Linked DNA regions of Mus musculus: region 2 is linked to region 1. A link is a loop called in an ENCODE intact Hi-C map of the cell type or tissue named here. Cell type or tissue: gastrocnemius. All regions are shown on one strand.

Region 1 (8,000 bases):
CAGCAACCACATGGTGGCTCACAACCACCCGTAACAAGATCTGGGGCCCTCTTCTGGAGTGTCTGAAGACAGCTACAGTGTACTTACATAAAACAAACAAACAAAAAAATAAACAAACAAATAAAAAAATACAAACCACAATCCGAACTTCAGAAGATTGAGTCGTGTTGGGAACTGCCTTGCTGGGCACAGGGACGCCGGTTTTTCCGGAGCCTATCTCAGGTTACTAGACTGCTTCTCCTCCAATGCCAGAGCCTTGCTTGCCATGCTGAACCAAACACCTGCTCGCAGAAGTAAAGTCTAGTGTGGTGACAACACAGCAGGGAGCAGCGTGGGTGGGGGGGATGGGGGGTGGGGGTGGGGGCGCGGAGCACTGAGGACTGTCTCTCAACGCAGAGTGCTTCGCTCGCAACTCCACACTTTGTAAACCTCACTCGGCTCTGACCAGATACTCTGGCTCCAGTTAACATTAGCAAGGCCTTCTTCAGTATTCCATTTTCCCACGAGTACCTTTAGAGCACTTCGTCGTCTCCCTGAGGACCAATAAGGACCAAGCCCTCTGCCACTTGTAAAACCGGCTTCTAGACTGAGCTGGACCCTTGCCTGGCACAGAGGGGGTGCAAAGGCTGTTGCAGAAGTGTTTAGGGTACTGTCTGCCTTGCTTGGAGAAGCACAGTTATCACCTGCCAACGCTGCCCTCTTTATCCTCACAGTGACCGCACACTGTGGACCAAGACTGCGGGTGAGCACTTCTCTTGTATTGAAGAAACTGGTTCTTCCTGAAAGCAATTTTCGTGCATCCTGGGTGGCTTCACCCCCAGCTATTAGGACCTCAGTCTGAAATCTTACGTGACAAAAAAACGTTTTAAGGCCAGGCAGTGGTGGCTCATGTCTGTTATCCCAGCACTCAGGAGGCAGAGGCAGGCAGATCTTTAAAGTTCCAGGACACCAGAGCTATATAGCTACATAGTCAATCCCTTTCTCAAAGAAAGGAAGGAAGGAAAGAGAGAGAGAGAGAGAGAGAGAGAGAGAGAGAGAGAGAGAGAGAGAGAGAGAGAAGGGAGGAAGAGAAAGTCAAGCCAGGCAGGCAAAGCAAAGGTCACTAAATGCTGGCAAGGATGTGAAGAAAAACGATCCCATTCACTGCTTAATTGTGTCACCTTTTCTTTTTTATTACAAAAATTAAAAATAGATATCTCTAGAGTTGTCCATTTAAAAAAAACAACCTTCCTTCCTTCCTTCCTTCCTTCCTTCCTTCCTTCCTTCCTTCTTTGAGACAGGGTTTCTCTGTATAACCCTAGCTGTCCTGGAACTTACTGTATAGACCAGACTAGCCTTAAACTCAGAGATCTGCTTACCTCTGTGTTAGGGATTAAAGGCAAGTGTGGCCACTCCTGCCTGGATTTTATTTATTTATTTATTTACTTATTTTGTTGCTGTTGTTGTTTTGACTTTCTCTTCCTCCCTTCTCTCTCTCTCTCTCTCTCCCTCTAGTCCTGGCTATATGGATATTCACTATGTAGACCAGGCTTGCTTCAAACTCACCTTCACCTGCCTCCTAAATGCTGGGATTAAAGGTGTGTATCATGATGCCCCGGAGTTTGTTGGGGTTTGATTTTTACAGACCTTTATGTGTATTCTAGATAATCACTTCCTGTCTATGTATGCTGGCAAGAACTTTCTCGTGCCCCACAGACCAGCTGTTCAGCTCGCTTGGTTTCCTTCAGTGCAATCTCATTCTGACTCTTGGGTTCTCTGCTTCTTCGCTCCTCCTTGGAACCCCTCGTCTGTGTCTGTGTCTTGAAATGCCCTCCGTCTTCCTCTAGCACGCTCAGCGCTTTAGCAGTAAATTAAGGCCTTTAATCTGTGTTGAATTGATTTTTATGCAGAAAGAGAAAACTGTAGTTTAATTATTCTGCAGGCAGATGCCCAGGTTCTCACAGCACTATCTGAGAGAATATCCCAGTATATCCAGTATATATTTTTGACCCCTCATCAAAAGCTAGACAGTAACTGTGTGTTGATTTCAGGGTTCACTGTTAAGTTCTGGTGGCCTACGTTTCGTTTCTGTCTCTGTCACTGTGAATGACTGCAGTATGAGGTTAGGTACTGTGACATCTCAGGCAGTTTCCTCCTGCTCAGGAATGCTTTGCCAATCTGGCCCTTACTGTCCCCATGCAACTTGTTTTTTTTTGTTTTTTGTTTTTGTTTTTTTTTCGAGACAGGGTTTCTCTGTATAGCCCTGGCTGTCCTGGAACTCATTTTGTAGACCAGGCTTGCCTCGAACTCAGAAATCCACCTGCCTCTGCCTCCCGAGTGCTGGGATTAAAGGCGTGCACCACCATGCCCGGCCCCATGCGACTTTTATGTTTTGTTTTTTCTAGTTCTAGGACAAATAGCATTAGAATTTTGATGGGCTTTCATAGAACCTATAGATTAGTCATTTTCACAGTATTAATTCTGCCAAATTAAGAGAACTTGAATTCTCCCCCAATTTTTTTTTCATTGTCTTAAAATTTTCATTGTACCAGGTGGTGATGGCGCACATCTTTAAGTCCAGCACTCAGGAGGCAGGGGCAGGCAGATCTGTGTGAGTTTGAGGCTAGCCTGGTCTATAGAATGAGTTCCAGGACAGCCAGGGATACACAGAGAAACCCTGTCTCAAAAAACAAAACAAAACAAACAAACAAAAGTTTTTCATGTGACATCTTTAACTTCTTTGGTTACTTTAGTTTGTCCCAGGTCCTGTCTCCCCCATTGTCAGTGGGATATATTTTCTAATTACTTTCTGAGTAAGCTCATTAATGATCTAGCTACTGATTTTTTTTTTTTACTAGAATGTATTTTTTAGTTTGTTTGTTTTTGTGAGACAGGATTTCTCTGTATAACAGCCCCTAGCTGTCCTGGAACTCACTTTGTAGACCAGGCTGGCCTTGAATTCACAGAAATCTGCCTGCCTCCAGCACCATGTGTATGGTTTTGTGTGTACCACATACATACAGATATTGATGGAAGCCAGAGTAGATGTCAGAGTCCCAGGAGCTGGAGTTACAGATAGCTATGAACTACCTGATGCAGGTATGGGAACTAAACCCATGTCCTCTGTAAGAACAATCAGTACTCAGCGACTGAATTTCTCCTCCAGCTTGTTGTAATTCATAAACTAGCATGAATGAGGTTTCCACCTATACTGAGGCAGACAAGTCCTTTGAATCCATACGTCTTGGAGAAATATTACTGTGAATCCCCAGAGGCCCATGTGTGAGGTCAGGCTGCTTCCCCTGTTCTCAGCCCTAACTCTCAGAGAGAGACTCAAGGACTGAGCCCTCGTGATGTGCCATTCCAGAGCAGAAACAGCTTCGATGGCAGAGGACGGTGCCACTCTGAGAACCAACCAATACTCGTCGTGCCATGGTATGGTTCTCTACATTCTCTTCCCTTACCAACACCAGGTAAAATATCACCTTCTTCCCTACCTATCGGTGAAGATCAGGATGTCATGAGAAGAAGTTCAGAATGATGGCTTCCATGAAGCAGATGTCAGCAAAATGTGGTAAAAATGACTGACGCCTCTGCGCCAAGACTGGCTCAGGCACCACTGGGTCATTTTAAGAATAGCAAAGAGAGAGAGGTTGAGGGCTGGGAGGATATTTGGATTGTGTTGAAACCTTTATCAGTCAAATGCAAGAGTTCCTCCACCTGGTGGAAGCATGGGCTAGAAATCCAAGCTAGAAGCCCAGGCTGGCTAGTGAATCCTTTCTGGGTCTGACCCACAGAAAATGATGGCTACCCTGGTAAGAGGAGGGCCAGGAGGCTTGGCGAGGTAACAGAAGGGTTGACACAGCCTCAGCATGCACAAAGTTAAAGAATGAAGGGGCTGGAGCAATGGCTCAATGGTTAAGAGCACTGTCTGCTCTCCCAGAGGTCCTGAGTTCAATTCCCAGCAACTACATGGTGGCTCACAACCATCTGTAATGGGATCTGATGCCCTCCCCTGTCAGGCTAGTATACATGCAGACAGAGCACTCATACATTAAAAACAAACCAGGGGAAGAATGACCTGGGAGCAGAGAGCACTGCAAAGCATCAGTACGGAGGAGTACGGAGTGTATGGCATTGACGGCTGTCAGTCGGGGGCCTTAAAATTATGGGATGTACCTTTTCATCATTATCTTCGAAAGTTATGCAATTAACACATGGGAAGTTTTAGAAACAGCCATAAAAACTTGGAAACTGAATCTGTGGTTTACATCTTAAGAGAAGTAAAACGTCTTTGGAATCAGGATGGGTGTACACATGTGAGAGTCTCATGATGGCAAAGGGCAGTTGGAGCAGAACTTACAGCGGATCATAGCCTTGCATAGAGTGTCATCTGGGGAGACTGTGTAGTGTGGGAGGTATGGTGCAGAAAGAACAAAGATCAGAATCAGGTGGTCTTGAGTTCAAGCCCTGTGATATTCAATGTTACTGGTGCTCAAAATGCCATCTCTAAAATACCATCACAAGGGGCTTGCTGGTTAAGAACACATAATGGATGCTCTTCCTGGGATGGAGTTCACTGGTAACACAAGGGGACCTGACCATTCAGGTACCAGCACTTACACAAAGAAACACACACACACACACACACACACACACACTCATGAGAGAGAGAGAGAGAGAGAGAGAGAAAGAGAGAGAATACAAATAAATATTAAAACACCACAAAATCACAAAACTAATAATGCCATCAATATGTGATAATTAAATGAACCAGTGAGTACAGTCTATCGAACGGCATTTAGAGCATGCCACAGTTTTGTTATGTATGATTGGACAGTCTCATCTCTTTTGCATTCCCCCTTGTAACTTCATCTTAACACTAGGTGGCAGCAGTGTTCACTTAAACAATTAAAAAGGCCAACGAGAGCTTTCTGGACTAGACACAATCTAAGTGGAAGAAGAGGATGAGGTACCAATAAAACAGGGAAACTGATACAGAGATAGGGGTGAAGATGAGCTTAAACCTGTAGAGGAGAGAGGAAGAAGGGAGTGAGAGAGAGAGAGGTAGAATTTGGTTATTATTTTTAAGTTAGCTTTCAAATAATAGGATTACCCCCAGGTTCTTCATACACATGCCGTTACATTTTCTTCTAGTTCACTATCTTTTCTTACTGCCTTTGCTTATGTCCCCTCCCCGCTAGAATTTGGTATTTCCTTTCCTTTCTTTAAAACAACATTTCACTTTATTTTGATGTGTATGGGTGTTTTCCTTGCATATATGTATGTATGTCCACCATGTGTATGTTTAGATGAGGGCATCAGATCTCTTCGGACAGCAGTTACAGAGGGCCATGAGTGACTACATAGGTGCTGGGATTCGAACCTGGGTCCTTTCATAGAGCAGCCAGTGCTCTTACCTGCTGAGCCATCTCTCCAGCCCTTATGACTTTATTTTATATATTCGGGTATTTTCTCTGCATGCATGTCTGTGCATTATATATGTGCAATGCCCTCAGAGGCCAGAAGAGGGTGTGGAATCCTCTGGAACTGGAGACATCAAGGACTCAAACTCCGGGGTGTGCAGCACCCTCTTCTGAACTCCGAAGGCACCAGGCATGCAGGGGGTGCACATACATACACAGTCTTGACTGAAACTCCATAGAGACCCAAAGCTAGAACCATCAACTCAACAGCTCCAGGATTTCTGGTTGTCAGAAAATAAGACAGATTTAGAATCTAGTTCAACTGAACCCAGGGGCCATCTGGTTACAATGCTCAGCACCAAAGTGGCTCTTGTGGTGGCATATGTGTGCATGCCCAGCATTTGGGAGGTAGAGGCAGGAGGATCAGAATGTTGAGCCTATTCTTAGCCACAGAGCCAATAGTAGCTGCCACATAGGCTCTGGGAACGGACCAGATCTTCTGAAGAGCAACACCTGTTCTTCACCACTGAGATATTTCTCCAGCCCCGGTTTGGTATTTTCAAAAGGAATTTCAGAAAATGTTTTTTGTTTGTAAATCTTTAGCAGATAGCCTCCCTCTACGTCCTTTGAATGTTTAGCTTGCTTTCTCCTGGAACAGTGTGGGTACAGAGGTGTCATGCTGTTTGCCGACTGTGTTTACGGGTTCTAAGTGGCTCTGGGTAAGAGTTCGCAGGATCCTCTTAGGGCGAATGTCTATAAAAGTGTGGGTTCTATTCATTTTTATCTTACTTCCTCCTCCTCCTCTTCCTCTTCTAATTTGGGTGAAAATATGAATTCAGTCCTCTACCATAAACCATGTGGTTACACCATGCGGTTACTTTCTCACAGTGGGGAACTCCCTGGGGTCAGCACGTCCAGAGGACACTGGATAAGCCTCACCCTGGGAAAACCACCCTGAAATCATGGTATCTCCTCTGCCCGGTAAGCACTTAGTATTAATCTTAATTATGAAATGAGGCGGGGTTGTGAGATGGCTCAGGGATTAAAGGCTTGCAGCCAAGCCTGATGACCTGAGTTTAGTCCTTAGGACCTGAGTGATGTGCAAGGAGAGAACTGGTTCTTACAAGCTTGTGACTTGCACACTCAGGTCACAGCATGTGTATTCCCAAACACAGGCAAACGCACGCACGCACGCACACACACACACACACACACACACACACACACACACACAAGCATACATACACAAACACACACATACACATACATACACACATATACAAACACACACACACATATACACACACATACACATGTATCACACATACACACATATACACATATACACACATATACAAACACACATACACACATATACACACATACACACATATACAAACACACACACATACACACACATATACACACACATACACATATATCACACACACAGAAATGCAAGTTTAAAAATAAAAAAAGAAGGCAGTGGTGGTGCACGCCTTTAATCCCAGCACTAGGGAGGTAGAGGCAGGTGGATTTCTGAGTTCTCAAATCCAGCCTGGTCTACACAGAGAAACCCTGTCTCGAAACCCCCTCTCCCCCAAAAAGGGGGTGGGGGTGGGGGTGAGGGCTGGAGAGATGGCTCATCAGGTAAGAGCACTGACTGCTCTTCCAAAGGTCCTGAGTTCAAATCCCAGCAACCACATGGTGGCTCACAATCATCCATAATGAGATCTGACTTCCTCTTCAGGAGTGTCTGAAGGCAGTTACAGTCTACTTATATATAATGAATAAATAAATTAATCTTTTTTTAAAAAAGAATTTCTTTTAAAAAATAAAATAAAAAGTTTTTTTTTCTATAAAGAGTACTCTTCTCACAATAAGACATGGTATATGCAATATAATCTGCTGTATAAACTTTACTCCAACAGTTAATGGATTAAACCAATGAACATTATATTTGTTGTTGAGACAGGGTCTCATGTCGTTTAGTCTACTATTGGCTCTGTGGCTAAGAATAGGCTCAACATTCTGATCCTCCTGCCTCTACCTCCCAAATGCTGGGCATGCACACATATGCCACCACAAGAGCCACTTTGGTGCTGAGTATTGTAACCAGATGGCCCCTGGGTTCAGTTGAACTAGATTCTAAATCTGTTTTATTTTCTAACAACCAGAAATCCTGGAGCTGTTGAGTTGATGGTTCTAGCTTTGGGTCTCTATGGAGTTTCAGTCAAGACTGTGTATGTATGTGCACTCCATGCATGCCTGGTGCCTTCGGAGTTCAGAAGAGGGTGCTGCACACCCAGGAGTCTGAGTTGTTGATGGCTGTGAGCCACCACACGGGTGCTTGGAACCAAACTAAGGCTGGTGGGCACATTGCAGTCTCCATCTATGCTAACTGAAATCAAATCGGGCTGAACTCTCCTACACTGGTCACATAATCCATGGTGGGGGGCTTCACCCCTGTGGCACAGACATTCCCCATTTGGACTACAGACACAATGAATCGGGCTTCTATACATTCTAGTTTCTTGTAGGCACAGAAGTACCTTCTACAGATAAGCCAGCTCCGCAGTTGCTGGCGGACATCCC
Region 2 (8,000 bases), 69 kb after region 1:
CTCGGAGCCTCCAACAAGTCCACCCTTTATGAGCAACTTAGTGGGGACACTGCATCCCTTCTTCCCTCTCCCCACCTTTCCCCTCCCTCCCTGTGTGTGTGTCTGTGTATGTATGTGCCTGTGTGTGTGTCTGTGTATGTATGTGCCTGTGTGTGCATGCATGAGGAGCCAGATGACAGCCCTGGGTAGGTGCCTCCCCGCCCCTCCCCTAACCCCCTGCTTTTTTGAGACAGGGTCTCTCAATGGCTGGAGCTCATAAATTTAGGAACTTGCCTGAGTCTGTCCTCCCAGTCTATGCCTGGATTTTCGTGTAGGTTTTGAGGCTCAAACCTAGGACCTCATGACAGTACTTCACTGAGGAGCTATCTCCCCAGCTCCTGTTCTCCATTAAAAAAATAAAAATTTTAAGGTAGTATCTAAAATGATAGTCTGAAATTCCCCCTTTTTTTTTTTCTGAATTAGTCTTAATGCTATAGAAGGGTCCTTTATGACAAGAGATGTTGGTTTTATGTTATAACATGGAAGGAAACCTTCAAAGAGATCACTGGGCAAAGGGTAGAGCCTTCCTCTGTCATCCTGTTACCTGAAGGCTGAGATGAGAAGAGCGCTTGAGCCCAGGTTAGCCTGGGCCATAGCAAGATCATCTCAGAAAGACAGACAGAAAGAGAATACAAATTCAAGAGCAACTTTTAAACTATTAGTCTCAGAAGAAGTCCTCCTCACCTCGGTCTGCACCATGCCGTGCCTCTGAAGCCTCATGCAGCGCACTAGGTCAGAGATGTCGAACTGCCGGGACACAGAGTGGTGCGTTAGACACAAGCTGGGTGATGCGAAGGCGTCCCCTGTGGGGTCCTCACCCCTGCCCCTCCTCACGACTCGTCAAACTCTCCAGTATAATGACTTCCTGAAGTGACCTTCTATGATACAGTATTTCTAAGAACTAGAGTCTACTATGTTTGAACGTCTTTGATACACATTCTCTTCCTCTGACATTTAGCTAATTTCTTAAACTATAAAAAAATAATGTAAGCAATATTCCTCACACTAATGTCCAGAATAAAATTCCATTTCCTTTTAATTTAGCTGATGCTTGACAGTCTGAGACGAGGGCAGACTGGACTGCTGGGTGTGCCCCACTTCAGTTATCATAGGTTATAGGAGTATCAAGAACTGGATAGAACTGCATCATCTAAAACCCTTTAAGAGACAGACCCTTTAATCTCTATATCTCTATCATCTACCTATCTACACACATACATATATATATACATACTATATATTGATTATATACAATATACAATTATATCCAAAAACTATATATATATTTAAATACAAGATATTTTGGCAATTAAGGAAGTTTCATACGAATTTAGATTAGAGTCAAAGTAAGATCACACTGTTACTTGCTTTATTAATATTTAAAAATTAAGAGTAACTACTTAGAGTAATAGATTAGTATTAATTTTCAAACAAAATTACCAATTTCTTATCTATAGGTAACAAGGACAAAGCTCAATATTTTTCTTTTTAAAAGTGGACTGTCTTTTGGACTTTGGTATTTCCTGTAGTCATGGCAACAGTACTGACTTGCTCTCACAGAGAAGCTTACTGTCTGTACAAGGTGAAACAACACATTTAGACAGTCACATCGCCCAGCACTCGGCCGTATCTTGTACTTACTTCCAGATCCTGGCTGATTAAGCCTAGGACCACGTCTATGCAAATGAGGGTTCCTGAGCGTCCAATGCCAGCGCTGCAGTGTGTGATGACTGGGCCCGACCTACGGATGTGTCTCATGTAGGAGATGAATGTGAGCAGGTCGTCTGGCTGCGACGGTGTATCGTGGTCTGGCCAGGCAGTGAAATTCAGATGAGAAATATGTCGCACCTCCCCTGTCTGAAAGTGTAAAATGTAGTGAGTTACAATGTCACCTGTCCCTAAGTCAGGTCCTTACAGTATCATTTCCATCTTTCAAATTTGAGTGGTATATTGAATCAGATCAAAAGAAAAAATGGAAGAGATAAAAAGGTATAAACATACAAAGCTGGGTATGGTGGCATATGCCTAATTTCCAGTATTCAGACCAAGAGAGGAGGACGGAGTATTCAAGGCCAGCTTAGGGTACAGAGCAAGACTGTGGCTAAAACCGACAACAACAGATTGAAAAATACACGGACTGCATCACCACCGCCCAGTCCTAGTGGCTAGGGATGGTACCCAGGCCTCTGTGGGCTCATTTAAGTGATATGTTTGGCAATGTCAGTCTCAGAACTTTATTCTTTCTTTCCCATTAGAACTCCTCCTCCCCCAGCATCCTCTGGTTTTATTATCTGCTTCGTTTTCCTCAAATGCAGCCTCTCAGGCCATCCTGTGTTGTTGAACACACAGCCTGTATCTCAGAGTCCAGCAACCCTTCCTTTCGGTTTTGTTTTCCCAGCAGCACGACTAACACAGCCAGCCCACGCCCACGCAGGCAGCAAGCTCCATGTGGGTACTGAACGGCTGTCTGCCTGTTGTTAAAATGCTGGACCTGGGGTCCATGCCAGGGTTTGAGTTGGACTACTCTACTGTGATTCATGATCAGGTCACCTGAGGAACACGAAGTGCTAAGCTCATCTGAGCAATGGGTAAGCTCGTGTGAGCCAAAACATCACCTGGCAGGACCTAGGAGCATTAATTAAAATGTGTTAACTAAAATGTTTAGGTTTCATAAAGGAATAAAAGCTCTGACACTTTGTAAATAATAAGGAAAGTCTCATAACACGTTTATATGTCGCCAATGGAAGTGAATCAGCATACTGTTTTGTTTTTGTTTTGTTTTGTTTTCCTTCTAGAAAAGCTGAAGAAAGCTCAGGGGTAAAGTGCTTGTCACATAAGCATGGAGTCTGAGCTTGCATCCCCAGCATCCACAGAAAAAGTTGGGCATGGGGACTGCCCTTTAATCCTGTGCTGGGGAGATGGAGTCAGGAGGATTCCTGGGGCTGGAAGGCAGCCGGAGCAGTTCAATCTGGGAGCTCCGTGTTCAGTGGCCGAGTCTTTCTCAAGGGAGGCAGAGAGCCACAGAGGAAGGAAGATTCCTACATCAGCCTCTAGCGTACACGTGCGCACAGACATACCTACACATCTATGTACACACACAAACACATATACACACAGAGAAGGAAAAACAAAGAAACGTTGAAGAAAGTTAAAGACTCATGAGCAAACATGGCTTTGCATAGCTCATATTTCCGGGAAGGGTGCACCAGGTGAGGGAATGCCACACTGAAGAGACAGACGGCTGGCTCTGTCTAAAGGCCGATCACAAGCTAGCATGCACTAGTTTTATCCAGTGTGTCTGGCAAGTGTGTCAATGACAGCTGATATGGCACAGCTGTGCACACCCGCTAAACATGTAGGCTGCCTTCACCGGACGTGTTCTCATAGCCACAGATTTCTTAAAACAGCTTCAATTAGTCTACTTAGATATTGGACCCTGTAGGTGTTAAACAAAGCAAGTTTCATCAGGTGTGCTGGCACATGCCTTTAATCCCAGCACTTGGCAACCAGAAGTAGGCCAATCTAGAGTTCAAGGCCAGCTTAGCCTGGTCTACAGATCGAGTTCCAGGACAGCCAGGGCTACACAGGGAAACCTTATCCCGAAAAAAAACAACAACAATAATAATAACAACAACAGTAATGGTTCTATGTACACTGCAGTTTATGAACTGTTTTGTGCTGTTTATTCCTAAGCACAGACTGATGATCATGTTAAAACCCCATGTTTGTTCTAATACAGCATCTACCAGATGAAACTGAATGAGGGCCACTCTTAAAACTCTACTGGAAGCTGCGTGTGGTTTGACAGGATCACACATTCCTGTAATCCCAGTACCCAGGAGACAGAAGCAGGGGGATCAGGACTTCCAGGTTGTTGTAGCTGTATAATGACTTTGAGGCCAGTCTGGGCTACGTGAGACCTGGTCTCAAAAATAAAAGATAGTAGATGCCCTGCTTTTGTTGTGGCCTCCCGGAGAGCGTGCAGGTCTGCTTTCTGACGAGTGACTGACCTGAATATCCTCCAGGGCCATCACCCGCACGATGAAGCCCTTCAGCTGCTGCATCCTCAGGAGGGCCAGGCGCAGCCTCTCGTTGGCCATGGTGGTTGTGCCCAGGATGCTTGGCCAGTACCGCTGGCATTTGATCTTTTCTCCTTCCACCTCCTGCGTCATCATTGCTATCACCGTGGAGTTCTGCTCCCAAACCATCTGCCAAAAATCCCCCACAGTGGTGGGCAACGGCCCCTGGCAGGCAATGTACACGAATTCCTGGGTCCCCACCGGGATCCTGATGAAACTGGCATTGATGTATCCACCTTCATCTCCAAGAGGCACTCTTGTGGTGTCATCTGTGAATGTCCACAGCAAAAGGGCATGTCACCACCATGTATTGTCACCACAAGTTTCACAAGAAGCTGGAGTCAATGACTACAATGGTTCCTAGGGCCCTCCTTGTGTGTGTGTTGATGATGTGCATTTCAACCAGCAGCAGTCCAGATCATATTTATGGTGTTTGTTACACTCTATCTAAATGTCAGCTTGGTGGCTTTCTATGAAACTTGGGGTTTACTGACATAGAGTTTGTATTACAAGTGTGGTAACATGTAACAAAGTAACTTAACAAACAGTAGACCATCACAGTAAGTAAGGAGGGAAACAAACATAAACATTGTTACTTCTCTGTCAGTATTTAGATACCAGTGACAAGGGTTCTGAATGATGGAACAAACTCTTTCATAGAACAAAAGCTCGCTCTGAAGTGACACTGTCAAAGTGGCTGCTAGGGACATGACTGACATCTCTAGATCTTGTGGATACGTGAGGAGAATCTTTTATTTTGTCACTTTGTATTATTTATTTGAGTGGCTTTTGTGTGTGTGTGGCTGCCACCCACACATGTGGAGGACAGAAGACACCTTAACAGGACTGTCTGTCTCCCCTTGGTGGCAAGTACCTTTCTTTACCTGGCCTCATAGTTTAAATATTTATAAATTTAATAAGTTAGTTGTGGTGGCAACCAAGGATGAACCTTTAAAATTGGGTTTCAAGATTTATTGCTTGGCTTTCATCTTAGTTCAGTTTGCTTCCTAACAATAAATTACTTTGTATTTATAGTTTTCCCAGTTCTGGTTTTAAGATAAAATCTGCATGGTTTTGGCCTCATATAACAACTCCCATCTCCTTAATGCTGAATCCTCATCTACTCCATTTAAAACCTTTCTTAGACTCCTTTCCTTTCTAGAGACGTGGCTTCTCTATGTGGTCTAGGCTGGTCTGGAACTCACTGCACGTACACACTCGATTAGAGCCACACTAGAACTCACAGATACACACAGTTAGACCCACACTGGAACACACACACACACACACACACACACACACACACACACACACACAGACCCACACTGGAACTCACAGGGAAGGATATTTTTGTATCTGTTCTTCCTGCGGTTTTCCTTTGTCTGTCCAATCAGACACTGATCCAAAGGTTTTAATTCTTGAAGGTTCTACAAGTAACAACATGGACATAAGGTTAAATTTGTCAACTAAAGCAATAACTTAGTCAAGAGCAATGCTTCTACTGCACCGATTGGGCTGAGAGTGCTAACGAACACAGGTTTGTAAGCTGTTGCTGAATGAATTTACTGCAAGAACCTTTGACTGGACAGGTCATGATCAGCCGACTAATAGCATTTCTTAACCTATGTTCTAAATTCAGTTTAAAACTGTCTATAATCCTAAAAGAAACAAACAAAAAACCCTACAAAGAAGGCAACATCTGGAGTACTTTCTTGACAATATCATGAATAGAGTCACAGACCACGGTGTGTAGTATTGCTGTTGTGGACAGTCCACTGTGCAGATAGTCAATTCCTTCTCCTTTTCATGACTGCTCCTATATATATGCAAGGCACTGTGGTAAGTGCTGGTGCAATGAGTGGAGAGAACGTGATGTAAGTGAAGGCACAGTCTATCTCAGGGAACTTTCAGCTCCCAAGAGACAATGTGGAAATAAACAAACATGGTGATATGCCTTTTGGAGATTTAGATGCTGGGGGAGGGAAACAGCTGTGCTTCAGAGGTGCTGGGGTGGGGATAACGATGCTTAGCCCCAAACCTTAAAGAAGACACAACCGCTTCTACAAAGCCAGACTCAAGGAGAGGAGGCATACACCTCCGGTACTGAGTGGTTCCATGGCACCTTCAGAGTGTAAGCACATAGCAGCAGCTCTCAGAGGAGCACCTCCTTTCAGTGGCGAGTGAGCAGTGAAGCTGGGGGTTTGAGAGAAAGGGACAAGGTGACCCCTGAGCCCAGTGGGGCTGTGTTTCTCCTGCAACACAGGAGCAAGGGCAGCGACCTGGCATGCATACCCAAGAGGGCTGTGTCTACCCACAGCAGCTGTTTGTACCAACACACCTCACTGCAGAAGCCAGGAAGACTGAACTCCTGACCCTCCTGCATTTACTCCCAAGGGGTGGGAACATAGACATGTGCCATTAGGACCAGACTTTTTAAATTAAAACATTTTTATTTTTACATATAAGAAATACAGAATATCATTAGAAAAATCTGTCAAGTTCTGAGCAGTTAAGATAATCTTGTTAAACTAGAATCATTAAGATCCTCACTGAGAAAATTAATTTATCATTAGGTATGACAAAATGGTGCTCTTTAGAGTTGGAAGTTAGCCCTACAGGGTAGTGTTGCAGAGTCTGGTGGTTTGAATGAAAATGGCCCCCATAGGCCCATAGGAAGTGGTACTATCAGGAAATATGGCCCTGTTGGAGTGGGTGTGGCCTTGTTGGAATAAATGTGTCACTGGGGAGTGGGCTTTGAGGTCTCAAATATTCAAACCACACCCAGTGTTTCAGTGCTTCCTGTTGCCTGCCAATCCAGATGTAGAATTCCCTGCTACATCTCCAGTGCCATGTCTGCCTCACACAGCCATGCTTCCCTCCATGATGACAATGGACTGAACCTCTGAACTGTAAGCCAGCCCCGGTTAAATGTCTCTTTAAGAGTTGCCGCTGCCATGCTGTTTCTTCGCAGCAATAGAACACTAAGACAGAAAGGAATTGGTATTTTCAAAGAGATGGAATGTGTTCCACCTTGAAGGACATTTCCTAACCATGATCACATTTCCCATTCAAATAAACACAGGGAGCACTTACCTCCAGCTCCTTAGAAGGGATCCCTTGGTCGAGCAAGCCCTGCAGCGTGCGGATGGTGGCCTGCAGCTGTGTGCCCGTGTACTTGCCAGAGGGAGGGACTCTGACCACCGGCAGGGCTGCCAGCTCCTCATTCGTCAGAAAGGGGGGATCTATCAGGAAGGACCAGAAGGTTCTTCAGTTCTCACCCGAGCTCACTTGAGCCTCTTCTCACTTCCCACTGTCCTAGGAAAGGGGGCAGCAGCCTGGCTGATGACTGCAGGCCACACAGGTTTTGCTACTACACCGCTACCTCACCCAGCCTTGAAGCAGCTACCTCATCACTGCTCACAGGTCTGGAAGGCGGGCGACTCCCAGTTGTTTAGCTCTTGAAAGGAACATATGCTCATTTTTGTTTGACTTTACTGACACTGTTTATGTGAGGAAAACCTACCCAGTTTCCCCTGTTACTTGGATTCTCAGCACTGGGGAAGACAGAGACAAGAGGTCAGAAATCCCACACGTGAGGAGATTGTCATTAGACTACAGCCTTCCCTTTTCCGTGCCTCCTCTTCCCCCTCACTGCCGACTCCTGGATTGGGCAGTGTTCTTCCTGCACAGAGCACTTTTCGTGGACTATTTAGGAGCTGTATTACACAGGTACCCTAGAAGAGCCTGGGGTCTGAGTGAGTACCCGCTATACGGATTATTTACAACACAAGGCAATTGCTTTCCCAGACAAGGCGGGAGAATCCTCAAGCAGTTAGGGCATGGTGGTGCTGCAGCTAACTTCCTGCAGGGGGCAGTAAGGCT

The links. A loop is a pair of places that touch in the nucleus more often than their neighbours do. Peaks named below come from ENCODE experiments on the same cell type or tissue, not always from the same donor. Only the 100,000 strongest peaks of a DNase experiment are listed, where the experiment ranks them.
Region 2: it touches region 1 in a loop (2.5-fold over the local background); 6 of 42 quality-filtered maps call a loop at or near these places.

Annotation. Positions count from the first base shown.
Region 1 is chr5:103,656,631-103,664,630 of GRCm38, reverse strand. Gm42138 (a long non-coding RNA gene) reads right to left here. Exons shown (of 3, transcript XR_880498.2): 2 at 137-281. Gm25721 (a small nuclear RNA gene) reads right to left here and starts at 6,394; the gene lies at 6,224-6,394. In gastrocnemius, CTCF peaks have their summits at 4,844 (motif pointing right) and 5,494 (motif pointing right); a DNase peak (open chromatin) is centred at 5,477; H3K27ac peaks cover 761 bases.
Region 2 is chr5:103,587,403-103,595,402 of GRCm38, reverse strand. It overlaps Ptpn13 (protein tyrosine phosphatase, non-receptor type 13), which reads right to left. Exons shown (of 48, transcript NM_011204.2): 43 at 7,212-7,360; 44 at 5,455-5,545; 45 at 4,050-4,387; 46 at 1,681-1,896; 47 at 724-786. Among named protein-coding and RNA genes, the nearest start is that of Slc10a6, 38 kb to the left of the region's middle. In gastrocnemius, a CTCF peak has its summit at 7,991 (motif pointing right); DNase peaks (open chromatin) are centred at 1,769, 2,515 and 4,248; H3K4me3 peaks cover 223 bases; H3K27ac peaks cover 545 bases.